4 separate regions of the Homo sapiens genome follow, and all the other regions are linked to region 1. The links are chromatin loops, found by intact Hi-C in ENCODE. Cell type or tissue: PC-9. All regions are shown on one strand. Region 1 has its middle 57 kb from the start of RREB1. Region 2 has its middle 84 kb from the start of LINC03055. Region 3 overlaps LOC101928004 (a long non-coding RNA gene). Region 4 has its middle 82 kb from the start of LINC03055.

Region 1 (4,000 bases):
TTTCTCATATTTGTCTTTCTATCATCAAAGTCCAGGGTCCTGTCTGGAGCCTGGTAGGTTCTCAATAAGTGCTTGTTACATAAATGAATGGGAGGGTATGCAATCTGAGGGTAAGAATGGTGGCTCCATCTACCTTACAGGATTACTGTACCGTGAAATGAGCTAATGCACATAAATTCACATTTTATATTTGTATTTTAAACATTCTAAGTAGGATATTTTATTTGCTTATAAAAATCTCTGCTTTACTTCTTACCTTTAGTAAGGGATTAGTGAGGTAGATTTTTCTTTCCTATGCTCAATTTTTTTTTTTTTTTTTTTCCAGAGACAAGGTCTCACTCTGTCACTCAGGCTGGAGCGCAGTGGTGCAATCACAGCTCACTGCAGCTTCAAACTTCTGGGCTTAAGCAATCCTCCCACCTCAGCCTCCTGAGTAGCTGGGACCACAGGCACATGACAACATGCTCAGCTAATTTTTTGTTTTAAGTTTTTTGTAGAGATGGATTTTTTCGTTGTTGCCCCAGGCTGGTCTCATCCTGACCTCAAGAGATCCTCCTGCTTTGGCCTCCCAAAAGGCTGGGGTTACATGTGTGAACCATCACATCTGGCCTTCTATCTCCAATTTCATTTGTCTTTGGAAAATTGTACATGCCTCCTGCTCTTTTTTTTTTTTTTTGAGATGGAGTTTCACTCTTATTGCCCAGGTTGGAGTGCAATGGTGGGATTTTGGCTCACCGCAACCTCCACCTCCCAGGTTCAAACGATTCTCCTGCCTCAGCCCCCCGAGTAGCTGGGATTACAGGCATGCGCCATCACGGCCAGCTAATTTTTTGTATTTTTAGTAGAGATGGGGTTTCTCCACGCTGGTCACGCTGGTCTCCAACTCCTGACCTCAGGTGATCCTCCCGCTTTGGCCTCCCAAAGTGCTGGGATTACAGGCATGAGCCACCGCGCCCAGCCTAGAGTACACTTTCATGTGCTCACCACCCTTTCTTATTTTTCTATAACAATGTTTTGGGGGACTTTTTGTAAGTAATTGGGGAGTGGCTTAGTGCCAGTCTACTTTAAATAAGACATTTTTATTGACTCCTACAAATTAAAATAATGCAGGAGGTAGTGTAACATGGATTAGATATATCAGATGCATGAATTTTCCGACATACTAAATGTTCACTGGAACCAGTTCTCTAAAGATGGTCCTGATTCAGTTTCCACTACAGCCAAATGTGAACAGGTCTGCCTCTGAATGTTTCCTCAAATGGTCTTTCTCTTTTTGGTAATTATACTAAAATTTAGTTTATCAGTTGATGATTCCTAATGACACCATTTTGAAACGTGAACACTTCTCTCAACCCTGTTCAAATCTGGCACAATTCCTAGAGCAGCAGAGCAGCAGTACCCAGAAGGAACACTAGCCCTGGGCAAAATCCTCACCAAAAAAAACCAAAAAACAAAAAACAAAAACGGTGACTGAACAAACATACTTAGGAAAGTTTTCATATTATAAACTCTTCGTGGTGATTCACAAACACCTTAGCACATCAAAGATTCTGAAAGGCCTTACACTGCTGTATTTATTTCTTGTGTAACAAATATACTTGATTTAACTTGCTTAACTCAGCATTTCTCAAACTTCCTTATTTTATGGACCACTAAGAAAGAAAATCATAGCCAATTAAACTATGACCCAATGCTAAGATGGCACCAAATAGAAGACATCAGAGATGTTAACATTCAAAACTGTGTATATCTGGGAATAAATGTGTTGTGATATATGACCACAGAGCCCTTTTTTCAAATATAACTTAAGGCCATATTGAAGATTTAGTTCTTTGGAATGGTATTCTGGAAAACTACGCTCTAGCCTAGACTTTCATAATTATTTCAGAGGAAAAGGGTAGAAGGTTATTTTTTTTTTCATTAAGAAGTAAAAGAAAATAATGTCGTGGGATTAGAGAAAAGAGAAAAAGAAGTAAAAGAACCAAAAATGTTGAATCCAAAAAAAGAGAAATACTGTTCACCCGTTCGTGGTGTGAAATAAATTGACCTTATCCAGTTAAAAAGTAATTTCCAGGTACACATCACAATGTAACTGTCCAGCTGGCCTCATGAACATGCAAATCTCTTTAAATTAAGATGGCATGTAATTAAATCGTTCAGCTGGTTGCCAGGCTTCTCCGCGCAGGTAGTTTACTTTCGCTTGAAATAACCCCTTTGCGTCTGAAGATCCCCACACCCTGAAGTGACTCAACTTCATAACACCACCATTGAAATCTCTAGCTTTACAGGCAATAGGCTTGGCCGGAGAGCATCAGTAACTCGGCAGTGAGTCAGATGAAGAGCTCTGGGGAGGAAGGTTGGAGGCTAAGTTTGCTTGCAGGGAATGGGTGCGGTTGAGCGCCCGGGCCTGGCCAGAGCCTCCCAGTTTACATCCTGCTTCCCTGTTGCCAATCCGACTCCCGGGAGCCGCCCTGAAGGGGTGTGGGCAGAACTTCGGGGACATGGGGTACCATCCCAGGCCGTCCCAGGTTCCCTGTACTTCTGGATTTAGCCCCACTGAAGCTTCAGAATGTCTGAACTACATGAATTCACCTTCCGGGACGCGCACCTGGGACTAGCGAGACCGGCAGGGCTTTGCGCGGTCCTTAAGACCCGGAACAAACACCTGATGACCCCGGGGTCACCTTCACACTCTCCTCTGCCCCACACCTCGTAGCCCCCGCCGGCGGCCTCCTTCCAGGCTGGGGCCTGCCTCTCCAGGCGGCGTCCCCCGAGGGCGGCTGCGGCGCGGAGCCGGGCGGTAGGGCAGCAGCCCTGCGGCGGCTCGGGAAGAACAACTTGTGCGAACTGGGCCGCGCTTCCCCCGGGCGCTGCATCCGCCTTCCGAGATGCTGGCAGCCCGGGACGGCCTAGCGCGGCCCTCTCCTTATTTATCCACCGAGCACAGTTTCCATGGTTCCGCCGCCATCCTTCCGCCCCCTTCCTCGCGCGGAGCCCAGCGGCAGTCGAGGGCCTGGCTGGTGTGGGGCTGCGGGGTGCGTGCGCGGCGCGGGGCCCGGGCGTATTTTTCAAGCCTCGGGGCGCGTGGGTGCGCCCCCCAACTCCTGTCCCCCGAGAGGCTGTGCCACTTCCGCAGCCCCAGCCCAGTCCCTTCCCCACTGGGCCGCACCTCCAGTCTGCCCGCAAGGCGCCGCGCAGCCCCCGGCCCGGCCCGGTGGCGCGGGGGAGGGGCGCGCCGGGCAGGCAAAGTTGCTGAGTTGCTCTGCACGCTCAGAAGTTGCAGCTGCGACGGCAGCTTCCCTCCCCCTTCCTGCACTGGGCTACCCGGAACGCACACCCACCCGTCACCACCCGCTACCTGCCCTCGCCCCTGCGGCCCCGGCCGGGACTCCACAGCATCCCCACCCTGCGCCCGCGAGGAGCCCAGGTTTCCAGCGGAGTTGGGCTGGGGGCGGGCGCACCCCATCTCCCCGCTCCGCCTCGGGGGAGGCGGGTGATGCGTGGAGGGGGTGGTTAGGATCCCCTCTACCGAGTCGCCGCTTGCCTGCGGCGCTTTTGCACTTTCCTAAGCTGAGCAGCTGTGCAGGCGTCGCCCGCCGGCCCCTGCGCCCTCCTAGCAAAGCGGGGTTTGCAGAACGGGAACTGGGCGGTCTTCCCATTCCCTCCCGCAAGGAATTTTGCTGTGAGGGTGGAGAGGGGGCGGCGGGGGGCTCGGCTTGGGGCTGAGGTTGCCAACAGGTGCTCGCGGGTCCATGTGACCGAGGAGGGAGCGCGCAGGGAAGCCGGGGGTGGGGGTGGGGGCGGGGGCAGGCTCCCTCGGCGTCCCCCCCGTAGTGCCCGACGCCGGGTGCACCCAGCCGGCAGCTGTCTGGGGAGTGCTCGCGGATGGCTCCTCGGAGCGCTGGCGCCCTCGCGGCCTGTCTGGGAGGAGGAGGAAGAGGAGGGGGAGGGAGGGGACGCGAAAGTGGGTCAGGAATGTAACTGGATGCTGCATACCCCC
Region 2 (4,000 bases), 81 kb before region 1:
CTCACTAGAATGAGAATGTCCTTCTCTGTGCTGTCAGTGGTGTCTCTGAAATGTTTAGATCCAGACTTGGCCTTTAAACTCCTGCTTTGTGAGAATCAACAAATAGATGAGAATACTCTGTATTACAAGCAAGCATCGTGCCTGCTGGCTTTAGGCTCCCCAAAGAAATGAGATTCCAGAAGTTCATCTGTTTCAGGATTTTTTCTGTGTTTTTTTTTTTTTTTTTTTCTTGGAGAAAGGTTCTCTCTCTCTGTCACCTGGCTGAAGTGCAGTGGTGAGATCATGGCTCGCTGCAGCCTCCAACTCATAGACTCAAGCAGTCCTCCTGCCTCAGCCTCCCAAGTAGCTGAGACCACATGTGTGTGCCACCATGCCCAGCTCATTTGTTTTTTATTTTTTGCAGAGACAGGGTCTCCCTATGTTGCCCAGTCTGGTCTTAAACTCCTGGACTCAAGAGATCCTCCTGCCTCAGCCTCTCAAAGTGCTGGGATTACAGGCATGAGCTACCACTCCCGGCCTCAGAAGCTGATCTGAATAGGAATAAACGTAGAGTAAGAAGTGAGACAGAGGTTTTTGTTTTGTTTGCAGCTGTCCTTTCCACAAAAGAACTACAAAAAACACAGCACCTCCATCCCTTCTGCCTTCTAAACTAAAAAGGAACGCAGTCCACAGGCCTTTGACTTTATCTTTCTGAGCTGTTTCTAAACTAGGCTCCACCCCACCCAACCCCTTGTACCATTACCCAAGTCTGTGGTTCTCAAAGGTGGTCCAAGGACCAGCAGCATCAGCATCATCTAAGAACTTATGAGAAATGCAGATTCTCAGGCCCCACTCCGACACACTGAATCAGAAATACTGGGGTGGGGCCCGGCCATCAGTGTTTTTATCAAGGGCTCTAGGGAATTCTGATACACACTCAAATTTGAGAGCCACTGCCTAGTTCCTTATCACAGCACTTACTGCAAGCTGAGTTGTCTTGCTTATTTATTTAGATGTCTTATTTCTTGTCCTCCTTCACTGGAGGATTTCAGCTGCATGAAAGCTGGGACCTTGTCCATGTGGCTCAGGGCTCTGCACCTTCTGTGACTTAGAAAGTGGCCATCACGTAATAGGTGCACAGTAAATATTTTTCAAATAAACAAACAAATCTTCCAATGTTTGCTTGTTTTCCTCAATTTCCAAGGAGCTGGCCCTGAACAATCCCAGAAGTTAAAGCACCCTTGTGAGTCATCTGGGCAAGCAGCTGGTTATCTACTGGGTGATAAGGCTCCAAGGACAGGAGGTGAATGCTGCACAGCCTGACCCCATGTCCCCTTCGCCCAAATCCCCAAGGCTGGAGTGCCCCTTCACAATCGTGCTGAACTCACCTTTCCCTATTTCAGAGGCCTGATGTTGTTCCACCACCGAGACATCCTGGACTCATGAATGGATTCAGGATCACCAAGGAGATTTCTTGTACAGGTGAACCAACTCTTGGCTGCCCATTCCTCTGCAGAGTCCTCCCTCCCTCAGGGCACCCTCCCCTTCTCCACTAACTACCACACCCAGGGAAGCAGAAGCCAGTTGTCACTATGATGCATAAAGTCCCATCTCCAGGTTACATAGCCGAATTGTTTGAGAAGTTCTTCCCTTATTAGTCGAAAGGGCAGGAAAGGCAGATCTTGGGGGAAGAGACAAGAGAAACAGCCATTCAGAAAAAAGAAAGATCATCGCTGCTTCTCACACCAACCGGTGCTCATTTTATCTCAGGGAAACACTCATAAGCCTAAAATGTACACATCATGATGACCGTTCCTCAAAATAAGGAAACTAAGGCTTAGAGGGTAACTTTTCCAGCCAGATGTGTGGTGGCTCACACCTGTAACCCCAGCGCCTTGGGAGGCCGAGACAGGTGGATCACTAGAGGCCAGGAGTTTGAGACCAGCCTGGCCAACATATAGTAAAACCCTGTCTCTACCAAAAATACAAAAATTAGCCGGGTGTGGTGGTGGGCACCTGCAGTCCCAGCTACTCGGGAGGCTGAGGCAGGAGAATCGCTTGAAACCCGGAGGCGGAGACTGCAGTGAGCAGAGATCACGCCTCTGCACTCCAGCCTGGGCGACAGAGCGAGACTCTGTCTCAAAAAAACAGAGAATATCTTTTCCAAGATCTTACAGTGGACCATAACCCTAACTCGGCTCTGACTGCAAAGCCTTTCTTCATCTCTGGCCCCTCCCTTCCGTGGCCCTGCCAGCAGCCGTTCACCCAAACAGGGAAAGAGAGAATGCATTTTCAGGAGGGAATAAGCCAGGTGACTTGAAGAGCCAAGAGGACACCTGGCTTCTGGCGTCTCCACCCACCGCCCTGCCCTGAGGCTGCCACGCCTCTCTTCCTGGATTTGCCCTGGGCCTGCCTGGGATGGTTAATATTAACGAGCACTGAGCACCTTCAGGTTCCCAAGGCCCCTGTGGAAGGTGGGATGCTGACTCACAGCCTACGTGGCAGCCACATGTTTCCACAGCTCCCAGCAGCAGCAGCCAGCAGGCGCCTCCTATGTCCTACGGGCTAACAGGAGGAGACCCCTGATTAGGGCAAGGAAGGGGAAGTTGCTGTTTTCAATGTCTCCATTGGAGGAGGGAGGCTGGAGGGGCTGTTAGCAATGGAGGGAGAAGGAATTCTGAGCAGCTTCACAAAAAGCTTCCATGAGATGGCTTCCCACTGTCCCCTCTGCCTTTTACATCTCTAAAGGATTGATCCGCTTTTACCCAATCACACCAACTAACACGCAAGGGGAGGTTGGGATGTCGTGGCATGAAGATTTACAAAAAGCGCACTGGCACAAACGAGGAAGGGCTTAATGCTACCCTGCAGGATGCTCAGGACCTCCAAAGAGAGCGTGAGGATTCCAAAGGCCAAGTCCCCAGGTCAATCTGCCACTCACTCCACCCTCACCCTCTGTCCAAACAGCACCTGGGGCTTTCAGGTTGAAAGGTCTCTAGGTGAGGATGGGGATACTGGGCTCCCTTCTTCCTGCCCCCTGTGTGCCTCTCATCAAAACCAAATGAAAACGTGATGTACAATTACAAACACAAGAGACAGTAGGACCAACAAACTTAAATCTCATTATCCTGAATGGAAGCTTGCCCTGCTTCTCGGGGATGCCTTTGAATCTAAGAGACTGGGAGATGCTGAGACAGGCATGGGTATGTTGGCACGCGTGCAGCCATCCTCTCTACTGTGATGTTCCCAAGAGTGTTAGAAACCTCAATGAGTTCAAATAAAGCCACTCCCACCCCTGAGCAAGGGGTACTGGAGGAAGGTGAAATCGGCTCAGGGTAGTTCAGGGAGGAAGGCGAGAACCACCCCTGGGCAGAAGGGAGGATGCCAGGCACCGGCCACAGTCAATCTAGCCCTCGGCCACAGCCCTGAAATAAAGCCCTGGCTTTCGGGAGCTGGAACTCACATCGCTTCTGCGCCGCTGCAACATGCCTGGATGCTCTGCGCTGTGGGCGCTGGCTCATCGCCCCTCTGATTCACACCGTTATTAAACCAGCACTCGGGCAAGAAGCAAAATCGTCCAGGGCCCAGCACTCTGGGCAAAAACTGAAGAGCACGCAACCTCAGAATACACGGATGGGGAAACAAATGGTGTGGCTGCTCAGCCCACTTTCCGTTCCAAATGATGTCTACATGTCCCCCTGGAGCAGAGGAAAGCCACAGGTGGAGAAGCCGAGCTCTCTCTGGACTACACTGGCTTCTCCCTGGCATCACCCTTTCCCATTGCTGTGACGCCCTGACTTAAGCACCAGAACTAACCCACGGGGCCGCAGCATCCCTCGCCAGCCCATGCCCCAGCTGCAGGTGACATCACGTGGCTGACATCAGGCCTGCAGTCTGGGTTAGCTGTGCTGGGGGCCCAGAAGCTGTGGCTCCCTCGCACGACCCTGGTTTCGACAGTGGGTTAAAGTTCAGAAGCGGCCTGGTAAAAACATCCCTGGTGATAAGCTGCACCTTTCCTGGC
Region 3 (4,000 bases), 330 kb before region 1:
TCCCTGCTGAACAAGACTGGAAAAACATCTCCCAAAGGCACCTTGTGGCATCTGTAAGCTGTGGGTTGCAGGGGTGCTCATAAAACAAAACTCAAGATAGAAAATACACATATTTCAGACCCAGCTCTGTCCCCTTGAAGCCAGCACTAACAGCCAGCTTGACCCTTTTTCCTGACAATCCCTTACAATGTGGGAGCCAGGGTTCCCACAGGGCCTGAAGAGGACATGCCCGGGGCTCCTATAGCCTTAGAGAGCTGCTCACACGATCTGGGGCTGGATGAGCACCATCAGGCTTATGGAGAGAGACTAGGCCAAAAGTTCAGGCCAGTTCTGTTGAAAGAGAGAACACTTTAAAAAAAAAAATTGTGTTTCTTCAGAATTTGCTCAGGATTATCAGAAAAGAGAGAAGGAAAAAAAAAAACTTTCATCCTCTACAGTTGAGCAGGGAAGGGATGGGGAAAGACTCATTTCCTAATGACAGCCTTTTGTAACTGAAGATCTAAATAAGGTAAAAAATAAAAATGCTTCTCCATTTCTACAAGAAGTGGCCAGCCAGGAAAGGGACTTCTTGTCTAACCCTCCTGTGAAAATGAGGCTCATTCAGTCAGATTTCAACCCAGCCTTCTCCACTTTCTGCCTCCATCACCCTTCCGGGGGCAGAATTTAGCAGTGGTCTGCCACCCCGAGCAGCCGCTCCCACAGGAACTGCCTCATTAAGCTCTGTGACCAGTAACTCCCAACTTAGGAAAAGCTCAAGAAGGACCACTCTGCTTTGTTTGCACTTTTCCAAGAACCCTTACTACATAAAACGTTCTAAACTTGGGAACACTAACTTTTGCACTGTTTCCCACCGAGCCACAGAGCTCGCACCAGCATCACGCTCTCCCTTTGCCAGGATCTGAGCTCGCTGGAGGAAAATACAAGTTCCTCTTTCAGCTTCTTTCCTTCACTTCTGGAGACAAGCTTTCCAGCTACCAAAACAGAACGTTTCCCAGGTTTTCCTCCCACACCTATGAACTTTGTTCCTTGATTAAATCCTAGTTTCCCCTCTAAACAGAACTGGACTATGTCCAACCAATGTCTTCAGTTTCTGCAAACATTAACTCTGATGTTTTTTTTCAAGAGGTTTGTGTTCGGCTTTTGAGTAGGTTCCGGAGGCTGCCAGTGGAAAGTCTGAGGGGGGTATCAGCAGCATTTTACCCCATCCCCCGCATCCCCTCTGGCCAGCAGGACAGGAAAAGGAAGCCTGTTTGCGTGCACGAGCCTGCTGACCGGCCTTTGCCATGCGCTGTGCTTTCCTTTGTAGACACAGAGGGACTGCGAGGGAGGATGAGCAACTCCTTCCTAAGCTGGTAGGGTACATGGCTCCAAGAAACGCTCCTGGTCTGGAGTGGAATGTAGGACCGTTCTCCTCTCACAGCCAGCCACACAAAGCTACCTGTCTTCGGACATCTTTCCCCGACGCTTGAGCAGGCTGCAGGGAAAGGGGCCCGCTTACCCGGAGGAAGGAAACCCTCCGCAGACCCTCCAGGAAGGCAGGCCTGGGGCGCCCCTTCCCCGGGGAGCCTGGAAACCCACAAGGCAGGAGCCATTAGAGGGCAGCACGTGCCTGTCTCATAACACTGAGCAGACTCGTCTTTTTTTTTTCTTCTTCCAATTACAGGGTGTTTCAAAAAGCAAAAGTACCGTGGCTCCAGCGTCAGCAGAAAAACAAGTTAGAAAGACAGGCAGGGGAGGGGGCGATCCCTCCAACTCCAAAGCTGTGCCAGGGAGACACCGCTCTTGGGGAAGTTGGGCTGCAGCCCCCGCACGTGCTAGGAAGATAAGTGAAGGTCCCAACACATCCTGTCCCCTTAGAGCCCCTGGGGCCCAGCAGCCGGGCCCAGCAGCCCGACCCAGCGCCTAGAGCCCATTCGCAGACAGCGCGCTGAGGCGGCTTGGGCGCCATGCCCTTTGGGTTACTCAGCTCTTCAGCCTCCTGGAACGCTAGGACAAAGGAGTGCCTTGGTGCTGGCAGAAGCCGGGGGGCACAGCTGGGTTTTACAAGGAAGGACGAAATCTCATCTCAGCAATCGGGATAGATCAACCGTTGCCCGTCTGAGGTGACCCAATTCAGGGACCAGCCGCTTGGCTCTGAACACACACGTGTCACAACCCCAGCTCGTACCCAGGCCTTGCTAGAGGTAAGAACGTGGCATCCCTCCCTGGGACCAACTCGAGCGCCACTTGGGCGTCCCCTGCCAGGACCGCTCTGCATTGCAAAGGGCCCCTGGGGCGTTCAGGATTGGCCTCTGCCCCTCCTCCCACTGCACCATTCTCTTCTTCCCACCGCACATCTCTTCCTAATTCACCAAGGGGTTCCACCCCAAGGAAGAACTCCTTCGTGCTGGAAAAAGCCTGGGGCAGCACGGTGGGCCTCCCCCTCCATCTGGGTCACCAGAGGCAGGGAGGGAGGAGGCTTGTGTAATCTTACTATTCATTTCTCCGTGCAAGCTCCTCGGGACAGGCCTGAATTCATGATACCATCTCATTGGAAGACCTTTGCCCCCAAAGGGCCTGGGCAGATTGAAGCGTCTAGCAGAGGTGAGGGGTGACAGGTGACCAAACCCCAGCCCTGAGGTCTCACCACCTGCTCACAAGCCCAGAGCTGGGGTGGTGGGGTTCTCACTGCCTTCTCCCCATCCCCCTTCTCATTGCATTTCCTTTCCCCCACTCTGGCCTCGGAACCCAGGCGGCCAGTCCTTAGCCAGTCCCTTCTCGCTGTTGTCCAATCTGTCACTGTGCCTGACTATTCTTTAGGAAGTGGTTACTGTTTGTTGCACACCATTCACAAACACTTCATTTTCAGATCCTGCCCTCTGCACACTACGTGCTAGGACCTTGGCAGGCCCCGTGAGTGGCCAAGTTCCGTACTCTTGGTCATCAGCATCTGATCTGCCTCTGGAACTCCTCTTTCTCCTTCCTTGTTCAATTCAGCGGTTTCAGTTGACAAAGACCAGGGAGCCTCTAACCCCGGGGGCGTACTAACCATAGAAATATCACTCAGTCTAGCATAGAGTGCGCCTATAACTGAATGGGGAACTTCACTGATAGTGCTTCCAGTTTCCAATAGCATTAGGCTAGGTATTTGGACTACATTTCCCACTGACAACCATTTAAAAGCTGGATAAGATATAAAACAACTCAATCTTTCTGTTGAAATTGTCAAATAGTAAGAAGTAATACTGGCTGTTGATCCAGGGAATCATGAGGGACTGAGTCAGTCCTCTCTAATCCTATAGGCATCAGAAAAAATCATGGGTACAGTAATTCCAAAGTCAAACTGACAGGTAGTTTTCATGAAATTTTCCTAGTAAATTATCCCAAAGAACTAATAAGCTGGACAAAAATTATATTGCATGAATATTTATACAATATCTTTTCTGGTAGACTAATTCCACCTAGTTGACAGCTCTGTTAGATTCCTTTGGGGGCCCTCTTGTCTGCCTTGCAGCTGTGCCATTCCTATACAAAGTGCAGAAAGCACCTGCCCTTGTTTGCAGCCATAATGGAAAAAAACCATGCCATTCTACTCTATCCCTCCAATGTCCATAATGCAATTATCAGGTCTCTCGACCTGTCAGATTTTTACTTGCACTCACCAAAAAGGCTTCACTCTTCACCCCTAAGATGGTAGTAATGTAACTACCCCAGTGTTACGGTAAAGGTTTAAATAAGATAATGTACAGAAAACACTGAGCACCACATATCAATAGTAAGTGCCCAATTAATGTTATTCCTATTGTTTTAGCATTAGTATCAACCATAAATGGTTATGATTGCCGTCTTGTTTAAGAACATATCCAACGTTTGAATCTCTTTGGAAACATTGCACCAAATATTCAAACTTTTTCAAAGTGAGACATACTTCCTCATGAAGCAGCCCATCCATCATTGGACAACTTCGGCTACTGTGAAGTGCGTCTCTGTTGAAAATGAAGCCTAACTCCAGTGAACTTAG
Region 4 (4,000 bases), 250 kb before region 1:
GCTCTCCTCTCTGGGCCTGGAATGGCTCCTGCCTCAGTTTACCCATCTGAAAACTACCTAATGAGACGCATCCTCGGCCCAGGGGTGGGAAAGGATGAGTGAGTGGAGGCAAGGGGGATGGCCCGGGTGGCCGGCTGCATTCTCTGCTGTCCACCCTCCTGCCCTCCTTCTGGCCACGTCACCTCTCCTCCCTCTCCTTGAATCAGATTGACCCAATAACAGCCTGATCATCCAACTTCCACCCCATAGGCATCTCCCAAGACACACTGGGTTGAGAATGACTGTGCTGCCACTCCTCACCGAAAATCTCTCCCTTCTATGAACACCTCCCTGCTGGGACCAGCCCTCCCTCTCAGGTCGCCAGTTGCCGCACCAGCCCTTGTTGCGTGCTGGGGACAACACCATCACTTAGCTCATCACAGTCTCTTCTTGCCCCCTCAGTGTCGTTCTTGGCTTCCACAAGGGTGCTGGGCTCCTGACATCAGCACCCAGCTCCTTGGGACACACCCCCCTGCCATCTGCTTGAATCAGGAGCCAACATAGGGAGGCAACCTGGAGTCCTCAGGGTCCCTATGAGCTGGGGACAGAGCGGTCATCATTACTTACACGGTCAAGATGTCCTCTTTGTTCTTGGTCATGAGCTTGTTCTTTGTTGGAGGGAAAAAAATTGAGGGATGTTATTCTTTAATAAAAGTTTAAAGAAAAAAGAGTGGAGGGAGTGGCGAGGAGCCAGGGAAGAGGATGTTGTAGAAATCGGGAGAGGGGAGATGAGGGAGCACCTGCTCGGAGACAGTCCTTTTCAGGCCATGCAGTGACACCTGGACCTCGAGGTGAGCCACAAGCACGGTGGGATGCTTCCCGTCCATGGCACCACCGCAGGGGCTCCCTACGGGATCTGAAGGGTGAGGAAGGTGAGGACGGCCACCAACCGAGACAGCGTGGGCCAAGCTGGGTTCTCTGACCCAGCCCTTTCACGTGCCTAGTGTGGCATCAGCAAACAAAAAGGAACTGTGCGCACTGCCCTTGTCCCCCTCCCCAAGCCCTGGAGAAGCCCTGCAGTCCTGCTCTGTCGGATGAGGCTTTGTCACAGAGGAAGCATTGCGTCCGTCATTGCTAATGATGAACAGGTGACAGGGTACTGCCAAGTGCTGAACCTCATGAGGGCACAAGCAAGCCACCCACCAGGAATTAAAGGGAGTCACAGGGTTTACTCAGAACAAGCCAGGTGCCTTTCAAGCAGGGATTGTGTAATCCTCACCATAACCTAATCAGGTCTATGTCAGAGCCTCATCTTGCAGATACAAACACTGAGGCCCAGAGAGGCTGTCATACATCACGGTTGCACAGCAGCTGGGGGAGCCGGGATTTGAACTCAAGACTCCAAAGCCCTTTCTCCTTGCCTTGCCCAAGATGCCCTCTTATGAGATCGGCAGGCAGCCTTGTTATCATTCAGCAGCTAAAGCTGTGGCCAGAGGAAGGTGGAAAGGTGAGGACACACTGCTTCTCCTCACAGTCCAGCGAGTCCCTGCCCGACTCCTGCCCTGCCTCAGGGGAGGGAAACACAAAAAGGCAGATCCTTTCCTGGTGCTGGACACACCCCGTGACGTGTCCCAGGGGTACATGGATGCCTCTGTCATGAGTGAGCCTTCGAGGCCGGGCGAGCACCAAGCGTCTTGCAGTGCTGAGACACACCTGGGGCCAGGCTCCTCCTTCAGGGAGGAAGAAAGATGTGGCAAGATGAGTAATGAGGCCGGGCAGGGAGGAACCTGGCTGGTTTCAGTTAACGCAGGTTTGGGGAAGCACCCAGCTAGCTTCAGTTCAGGACACCACTAGGCGAGGAGGGCACCTCTCTTCACGGTTCTGTTCCATCGTGATGTCTGTCCTAAGCAAATGCTGTCTATGATCCTTCTGCAATCTTAGTGCCCCAGAAGTGGCTAGGGATCCTTGATTTGGCCATAATGTCCTGCAGATTGGACCTTATTTCCATCTCCCCAGAAGCTTTTTGGAAACAAGAAAGGCCATTTCAGAGTACAGGTGCAAGAGGGCCACAGAAGAGCCTGAGGCTGATGCCAAGCTGATGGGGTGAATCTAGTCCACATGACCCTAGAAGGAATATGTCTGACTTCCTGCTCCAAGACTATGGGAGGGGAAGGAGGCAGGAGGTAGAAAAGGGGGAGGCAGTGTCTGCCTGGCTGGGTTTTAGGGCAAGGGGCAGGAGGAGGGTAGGGTACAGGCCAAGGCTAGCACGACATCAGCCCTGGCTGGACAGAGGTGCTGCTGCCGGCAAGAACCCACCCTCATCCTCATCCTCATCTGTTGCCCACTAAAAACTCCATGGTTTCCACAGAAACAAAACGAGTCCCATCTGCAGGTGGGGCAATCCTCTTGTCCCTCTTTCTGCCTCACCCTCGTTTCTCACTGCCTGTCTCCTCCCTCTCCCTTCTTCTTTTGCATCTCTGTCTTCCCCTGAACCTCTTCCACACCGCCATTCCCTTATCTCCACTCTCCTTCCTCCCCCTCCCATCCTGCTCATGCCCATTTGAAATGGGAGCACACACTGGGCACACTCTGCAGTGCCCCCTCAGGCGCTCCCAACCCTGGCAGCTGTGCCATAAGCTGCCAATTCGTCTCAATATTCTATTTTACCATTCTGGCAATTTTCAGCTATGCATGAGATCTCTCAGAATATTGCCTTTGCTTTACTTCTAGGTGTGGCATTAGGACTAAGTCTGGGCCAGTGAAAAGTCAGCAGGTATGCTGTGTGCAACTTTCTTTTTTATTTTAGAGATGCGAACTCAAACTCCTGACTCAAGCAATCCTTCCACCTCAGCCTCCCCAGAAGCAGAGACAACAGGCCGGTGCCACCATGCCCAGCATAGTGTCCAACTTTTTAGAAGTGACCACAGATAAAGGCAATGTGCCTCAGTCTTTCCTTTCCACCATCCTTGTTAGCAGGAATGTGGACATGATGGCCGGAGCTCATGCAGCCACTTTGGCATATGAAGTCTATGTCTCAGCCAGTGTATCTACTTCCCAGGATCTGCTCAAGTGTGGTTCCTCTGCTCAGTACCACATTAAACTTCTGAGAGGATCACCTGACATCACCACCTTCTTGTAAACCATGAAAGAGTTTTTATTTTTTTAAATGAGGTTCATTGAGTTTCATGCCATCTGGTGGCAGAGATTACTGTGCCATGACATTTCACCTGCCTGGCCAGGCTGGGCCCATGGTGGTGGATGTTCCTGACTTCCCATGTTGCTTGTAGGCACAACCCAACAGCACATTGCTTCATGCCTCGCGTCACATGCCTCCCACCACCTGCCTCAGGGCTTCCCTGTTACTGTGAAGAGCAAGAAACCCGGGGATCTACTCATTCAGGTAGACACACGGCCTTTCCAGACAAGGTCTGTTGGGCTGAGATGGGCAGGTGGAGAGTCCCCCTGACTCACACCCGCTCACTTACTGGCCCCAGGTCCTGTGTTCACAATGCAGATGCTCCTGCTGCTGTTTCAGGAGCTGCTTTTCCCAGCTAGGAGATGCCAGCTGGTGCCACCTGGAAGTGTGGAGTCCTGCTGCCCCGTGAAGCCAACTTTGACTAATGGGGGACATGGCCAGGCAAATTTTTCTCCCTTCTTCTCATATGTATTATTCCAAGCCCCAGTGGGCCTTTCTAGAGACACTCTGTGAAACTAAACAATTAGCTGCATTTGTTGAAAGCTGGGGCCGGCCTCGTAAAGCACCCCTTTGTATTCTACTCCTTCCTTCTCGGCCTCACCTCTTTCCCCCTTCCTCTTGCTTCCTGGAGTTGCATTCCTCAAGAAAGTATTTGTACATTAGCTTTGGCCTCAGTCTCTGGTTTTTAGAGAACCCAAACTAAGACAGGGAGACACATGGAGGATGGCAAAGAAGAGATGCGGAAGGAGCCGGGGTCCTAAGAATTGTGGCGTTGCCAAACCCCTCCTGGACTGGGGGCTTCTTGGCCTTTAACCTGGGAGAGAA

What was found. A loop is a pair of places that touch in the nucleus more often than their neighbours do. Peaks named below come from ENCODE experiments on the same cell type or tissue, not always from the same donor. Only the 100,000 strongest peaks of a DNase experiment are listed, where the experiment ranks them.
Region 2: it touches region 1 in a loop (4-fold over the local background); 5 of 110 quality-filtered maps call a loop at or near these places.
Region 3: a loop joins it to region 1, with 2.6 times the contacts of the local background. A loop is called at or near these places in 7 of 110 quality-filtered maps.
Region 4: it touches region 1 in a loop (4-fold over the local background); 6 of 110 quality-filtered maps call a loop at or near these places.

The regions. Positions count from the first base shown.
Region 1 is chr6:7,048,668-7,052,667 of GRCh38, forward strand. No RefSeq gene overlaps it. Among named protein-coding and RNA genes, the nearest start is that of RREB1, 57 kb to the right of the region's middle. RefSeq lists an enhancer at 2,639-3,140 and silencers at 2,972-3,091, 3,122-3,571. In PC-9, no CTCF peak of the experiment used is centred here; DNase peaks (open chromatin) are centred at 1,524, 2,324 and 3,334; H3K4me3 peaks cover 2,434 bases; H3K27ac peaks cover 3,005 bases.
Region 2 is chr6:6,967,602-6,971,601 of GRCh38, forward strand. No RefSeq gene overlaps it. Among named protein-coding and RNA genes, the nearest start is that of LINC03055, 84 kb to the left of the region's middle. RefSeq lists an enhancer at 1,095-1,389. In PC-9, no CTCF peak of the experiment used is centred here; DNase peaks (open chromatin) are centred at 1,550 and 2,370; H3K27ac peaks cover 2,712 bases.
Region 3 is chr6:6,723,118-6,727,117 of GRCh38, forward strand. All of the region lies in intron 2 of LOC101928004 (a long non-coding RNA gene), which reads right to left. LOC101928047 (a long non-coding RNA gene) reads left to right here. Exons shown (of 6, transcript XR_001743949.2): 5 at 1,664-2,183. Among named protein-coding and RNA genes, the nearest start is that of LY86-AS1, 100 kb to the left of the region's middle. RefSeq lists enhancers at 1,666-2,359, 1,676-1,735. In PC-9, a CTCF peak has its summit at 1,549 (motif pointing right); no DNase peak of the experiment used is centred here.
Region 4 is chr6:6,802,110-6,806,109 of GRCh38, forward strand. No RefSeq gene overlaps it. Among named protein-coding and RNA genes, the nearest start is that of LINC03055, 82 kb to the right of the region's middle. RefSeq lists enhancers at 936-2,135, 1,445-1,624, 1,875-1,934, 1,945-2,084. In PC-9, no CTCF peak of the experiment used is centred here; a DNase peak (open chromatin) is centred at 1,642; H3K4me3 peaks cover 312 bases; H3K27ac peaks cover 3,298 bases.